2 separate regions of the Mus musculus genome follow, and region 1 is linked to region 2. The links are chromatin contacts, found by POLR2A ChIA-PET in ENCODE. All regions are on one chromosome and are shown on one strand. The core of a region is the stretch at or near the end of the contact, and the rest is flanking DNA. Distances in the headings are between cores, read along the strand shown. Region 1 overlaps Shroom3 (shroom family member 3). Region 2 overlaps Shroom3 (shroom family member 3).

The links. ChIA-PET counts read pairs that join two places held with the same protein, here RNA polymerase II (POLR2A).
Region 1: POLR2A ChIA-PET joins it to region 2 with 51 read pairs in Patski. The contact joins two enhancer-like sites. POLR2A ChIA-PET finds 5 or more read pairs at or near these places in 2 of 5 experiments (Patski and embryonic stem cell).

Annotation. Positions count from the first base shown.
Region 1 is chr5:92,840,140-92,843,117 of GRCm38, reverse strand. The region is part of intron 2 of Shroom3 (shroom family member 3); the gene reads right to left. Among named protein-coding and RNA genes, the nearest start is that of Mir1961, 53 kb to the right of the region's middle. Within about 2 kb of position 1,602, at least 1 of the 3 ENCODE cell types and tissues checked has a DNase peak (open chromatin) inside an H3K27ac peak, as active enhancers do.
Region 2 is chr5:92,744,743-92,748,000 of GRCm38, reverse strand. All of the region lies in intron 1 of Shroom3 (shroom family member 3), which reads right to left. Among named protein-coding and RNA genes, the nearest start is that of Mir1961, 42 kb to the left of the region's middle. Within about 2 kb of position 2,005, at least 1 of the 3 ENCODE cell types and tissues checked has a DNase peak (open chromatin) inside an H3K27ac peak, as active enhancers do.

The sequences.
Region 1 (2,978 bases), core at 353-2,852, 96 kb before region 2:
AGAAGCCAGGAAGCAATTTTGTAAACTGTGCCAGGCCCTGGCAGACAGGCTGGCTCTGTAAGGTAGTGTTTCCAGTTAGACCCTGCACTCTCTGAACTTAGAGGCTGATTGTGATCCAAGTACCATCAGACATTCGAAACAAGCAGTCTTCAGGGGCTTTCTTGCTTTGCTGTCCACGGACTTGATATAACCTGAGATCTTTGGGGTGGGGGGTGGAGAAGGGAGAAGCAAGAAGAAATTAACACCCCCCCCCCAAAAAAAAGAACCAACTATCTCAAACATAAGCATCATAAATTAAACCAAAAGCACAAACTAGGTGCTATATGGGCCCTTTGCCCTAAAATAAACAAATATATCACTGAGACAGCAAACAGAGGGGAGTTAAAGTCTATGCCTAATGTGTTCTTGAAGTTTCTTTCAAAGTGCAAGCACCATGAGAGGCTTTCAGAACCCCTCGAACTACGGACTGCGGAACTGCGGACTGCGGACTTCCTGGCGGCAGGAAGCTACTGGAAGTCGTTTTGCTTAGAGAGATAAGATCACTCCGGCCTTCCCCAGTAGCTTTGGTGGCTAATGGCCCTTCTCTAGACTCTCAAAACCACAAACTTTATGTAGGTTCTTTGAGTAGAAGGTCTGAAATTGAGCAGGAAAAAAACCAAACCAAACCAAACCAAAACAAAAACTTGGTGGTTTTAGCCATCACCATCAGCAACTGAGACAAAGACAGGAAGGGAACAATAAGGATGCTCATGGCAATCGTATTATTTCTTTACAAATATCATTACCTTCTATTTTACCTTCACGTACACTGGGTGAGTTCACTTTACCCGATCAATGGAAAAACATGCCTTCCAGATCTCTTTGTCTCTCTTTTTCTATATCTCTGTCTGTCCATCTGTTTGTCTGTCTGTCTATCCATCTGTCTCTCTGCCTGTCTGTCTCTGTCTCTTTCTTTCCCTGTGTCTTTGTCTATCTCTCTCTCTTTCTGTCTGTCTGTCTTTCTCTCTCTGCCTGTCTATCTCTGTCTCTTTCCCTGTGTATCTTTGTCTGTCTGTCTCTTTCTGTGTCTCTCTGTCTCTTTCCCTGTGTCTTTGCCATCTGTCTCTGTCTGTCTGTCTTTCTCTCTCTCTCATTCTCCCCCAAATCAAATTATCAAATTCTCTCAAAGATAATAAATTTTTGCTTCCAAAAAGGTTTCTGGAAAGTGAGAGCCTTTTTTTATCTGCCTATGAGAAATGGAATTAACAGAAAACCAAACAGAAACTCCGGTAAGAAGTCTATGGTGAATGGTTAAATATTTACAACATAAGAAGCAGTCCATCTGAAAACAAACGGACAAGTGCCTGGCTCCGTTCCCCATCTCAGGAATCAAGAATGTTCCCTTGCTGAGAGCTGCCATTTTGTTGACATTCAAGTAAAAGATTTGGCTCCAGGGAGATGTGGGAGTGAGCCCAGTCTGGGGAACCATTATCATAACAGATGAGCTCATTCCACACAGCTACGCCCAAGGGAAGGAAGACCAAACTCACAAAGAGGCTCTAGGAAAGAAATGCTTTCCCAGCTCAGCTCTGGGTTCCATCTGCCCAATGGATGCCCTCACCAACAGAGCCCACCCCCAAACCATCACATTACCAAACACGATGACCAGGTCACCAAACAATTCCACAAGTCACTGGGGTATTAAACATGCTGCATGAGCCTTCGTAGTGATCAAACACCTTTTACTGGGTTTGCTGTTGTTTGGGTTTGGTTTTTTGGTTGTTTTAGGTGCTGGGGGTTGATTTCCATGTTAGGTATATTCAGTCTCTGAACCATATCCTCTACTTCCTCTTGTACTTTAAAGCCCACTGCATCTATCCTGTCTTCTCCATCCTGCCCTCATCCAGTTTCCTGTCTCTCTCCCAAAATGATCACATCATTGGTTTCTTGAGATAGTCTCTAGCCTTATCATGCATTCTTCAACAGTGTGAATTCTGATGTTCCTACCAAAGTCCCATTTTTATACCAAACTCCTGTTTTTATACTTCTTTATGATCATGGGGTTATTTGGTAACTTTGAAGATTTTAGGAATAAACAAATGTTTGTTTACAACTTTCATCGTGATGTGAGGAGGTTTGGTCAATGGCTTTACCGAACCTCTCTGTGGGAAGTGTGTAACCTTGAGACTAGATGGGTTGACAGAAAGAAACCTCACAGCCCGGGTCCAAGGACCAGGCACAGGCATGTAGCACCATGCTCAGGGTTAGAAAACTCAACAAAATAAATGATTTTTCAAATATGATACAGAGAGCAGGCCACGGAAGTACACGCCTGGAATCCAGGCCAGGAGGCTGAGGTAAGAGGATTGCAAATTTAAGGCTAGAGAAGTCTGGGTAAGTTAGTGAGACCCTGTTTGAAGTGATAACACTCGGGGAGGTGAGGGGTGAGGGAGGGTGCATAGCTCAGGAAAGCCTGCTTGCCACTCACACGGCTTTAGGTCTGATCCCTTTTATGGCAAAAACAAATGATACAAAACTATGTAGGTCAGAAAGTTAAATTAAGACCTGTTCCCGGTGTCTGTAGAAACAAAGGACAATTCTTTAAAAATGACTCTTGTTTAAGAAAGGGTGTCACTAAACAAAGGCTAAAAAGATGATTACTAAATGCGATACTTGGCCTGGGACTCAATTCTGTCTGTACTAGGAGGAGGTGGAAGAGGAGGAGGAGGAAGAGGAGGAGGAAGAGGAGGAGGAGGAAGAGGAGGGGAACTTATTATAAGCAATATTATTAGATAACCTGATAAAAATTAATTCAGACAACAGAGGAGACATTAACTATCATTTTAATGTTCATGTTACTAGTGGCAGGGCTGGAGAAATGGCTCAGTGATCACAAACACTTGCTTCTATTCCAGAGGATCCAAGTTTAATTCTCAGCACCCAATTGTCTGTAATTAAAGTTTTAGGGGACCCAAAGACCTCTCCTGTCCTCCATGAGC
Region 2 (3,258 bases), core at 756-3,255:
ACTGTGAGCATTAGCTGGGGGGTGGAACGTGGGGCAGAATCCAAAGTGAAAGCTATGTTACAAGACATGTCCGCACAGGGGGACTTCATAGCCTCTGGTGTTGCAATCTTACATGGGAAGCTGCAGAACCATGAATGGCAAGAAAAGGAATATTCTGAATGGACTAAGAACTCATAAAAGATAGAGTTTTAAGCAAGAAGTAAGTGAATTTATCTTCAATCAGAAAAGACAAAGTTTTCTGTTAATAAGCAGAAGTTAGGGCTTATGAGTAAATTTAATTCAATTGCAGGGAAATAAAATGACTTCTTAGCTCACCTGACACTTGGCATTGTGCAACTTTATTCCTGCCTGGGTTCACACATTTTGGTATAAATTAGTTTATCGTTACTCGGATGTTTTTGCCTCACGTTTCAGAATGAGTTAAATTCTCTCTTAAGCAAACTTTATCTTCAGTTCAGAAGGTAGGACTAACCTTTTAGAAGATGCAGTGATAACATTTCAGTTGTTGCCCCCTTGTCTGTCCTCAAATCCTTCATTGCAAACACTCATGGCGTTTAAATCCACAGAGCAATTAATCCCACCACCCTGCTGCTGGAATCAACTCTGAAAGGCAAGCCTGGGCCAAGCAGCCCTTGACAACCCCCTGTCTGCTCAACCACTCCTGGGCCCTGTAGACAGCCCTGTGGACCCTCTTCAGGAGTTGTAGGAAGAAAGAGCTGCTTTGGGGAGATGAATTCTGAAACACTGGAGCCGGCCTCAGATAGAAATTGATACCACATGGGCTGGAGAGATGGCCCAGCTGTCAAGCACACCAATTGCCCTTCCAAAGGACCCGGGTTCAATTCCCAGCATCCACACAGCAGCTCACACCTGTCTGTAACTCCAGTACCAGGGCTTCTAGCACCATCACACAGACAAATGTGCAGCCAAAACACCAATATATATTAAATAAGAAAATAAGTAAATAAAAAAATTTGAAGCCATACAAAGCAAAGCATGTCTGGAAATTTGCAACCCTGACTTTTTCACTTCTGAACTGTTTAGAGCAGAATTATCAAGGTCTTATATTGTCTCACCCAGCTGAAGTTGATTTTTAATTATATGTAGGGGAGGAAAAAAACAACAACAACCTTCAAATGTTATATTTGGAGAAGGCAATTTTCTCAGTTCCTAAATCTAAACAGATGATCTCAGCTTATAATAGTTACATCATCCCTCAGTCCTTTGTTGTAGGAAGGTAGTCACTGAGGAAATTCAACAGTGAAACAAAAGGAAAGTTCTGGACGCGGGATGAACTCAGCTGGTTGACTGCTTGGCCAGCATGCCTGAAAACCTAGGGTTCCATGCCCAACACCTCATAAAGCAGGTACGGTAGCATACACATGTAATCCCAGCACCCTGGAGGGAGAGGCTGGAAGGTCAGACATTGAAAATAGCATCCTTAGTTACACAGGGAGTTTGAGGCCAGCTGGGGATATAATGAATATAAGAATATAAGAATGTAAGAATAAAATAAGAACGGGAGGGAAGAATGGAGGGAGGGGTAGGGAGGGAAGGGACATTCTAATAAGTGAGAAACCCAGTCTTTTGTATTTCCATTCTCCATATTTATCTGCCAACAGCTGTGTCACACTTCTAATGACCCCTGTACAGTGGGTCTGTCTTTTCTCCTCTTTCCATCCTCATTTTTTTCTTCCTTGGGGTTAAGAGAGAGCGGAAGGAGAAAGCAAGGATAGAAAGGCATGTAGGCTGGCATCTGCTGCCATCCCTGCCTCTGCTCAGCTGGGCAGAGCAGTCCTTATTAGCTCTTACATAAAACTAAGAATGTGTGCTCCTATTATTCGGGGATATTGGGTGACCACAAGAGGACAATCCATTCCACAAATTCCACTGCCCCTCATGACCAGGTGACGCAAGCTCTAGCACACAGGGCAGGTTGATTGTTTGCTCTGTCAAGGATATCTCAGCTGGCAGCCCTCACCCAGACTCCCCTTTCCTATCACTCCTGGGCTCTTCCGGTAATCTCTCTGACCAGAGTTTAGAACAAGCCAGTGAACAGGGAGGGCACTTATCAAGGGCAAACGTTTACTTTATGATGTGGCAGTTAAAAATAACCTTCCAGAAACACTGACTGCCAAGTGAAGGCTATTGTCCTGGTGGGTAGTACACCTAATACTTCCTCCTGTGGCTGGCTCGCCCACATTTCCATATTTCCTTGCCATCTACTGCTGCAAACTGGTGACGTTCAAAGGAGACCAGGATTTTTCAGAGGGTCCTGTTTCCAGAGTCCACTACTGTATTAGTTACTTTTTTTTTTTTTAATATGTGATAAGGCAACATGACCAAGACAACTTGAAAAAGAAACAGCTTGTGAGGGCTTACAGCCCCACCCAGAGCGTGAGTCCATGGCCTTGATGTAAGGAGTACAGCATCAGGCAGGCAGGCATGGTACAGGAACAGTAGCTGAAAGCTTACATGCCTAGCCATAAAAATGAGGCAGAGGGAGCTAACGGGAAATGGCATGGGCCTTTGAAACCTCAAAGCCCACCCCCAGGGACACACCTCCTCCAATATGGCCACACTTCCTAATCCTTCCCAAATAGTTCCACCAACTTGGGACTGAGTATTCAAATAATAAATGAGCTTATAGATGCCATTTTCATTCAGACTACCACACCGACTTTCCCATTTGTTCAGGATAAGAGACACATCACACTGGTTGGTACACTAGAGGCAGGGGTGAGGGTGGGGAATGCACAGCAACTACCTAGCTTCTATATTTTCACAATACATGTGGGTCCAGGGAAAGATGTCTAATTTCTAAACCTTTCATGCAGTCCACAACATATCCTGAGGTCAAGAAGAAGCTTAGACACAAAATCTAGGCTGATTCTGGGGGTCAGGAAATGGCTGAGGAAGCAGAGAGTCAGAAAAACCATCTGCACTGTGCTACGGGGAAGGTGTGGCTGTGCTGAGTAATGAAAGATTGGGCTGATGTCCATGTGGAAGCAATGATGGCCTTGGAATCCACAACTGACAGTGCTCTGAAGGATACTGCACAAAGAACTTGGAGCTGGAACATGCCCATAGCCCCAGCGCACTCCCGAGACCAAGGCAGCAGCTGATTTTGAGGTCCACTTGGGCTATACAGCAAGTTCAAGGCCAGCCAGGGCTACACGGTAAGACTTTATCTCAGACAAAACAATTTGCAAACTGCTTTAAGAGAAGAATCAGAGGTGCTCAGTTAAAAGCACTAGT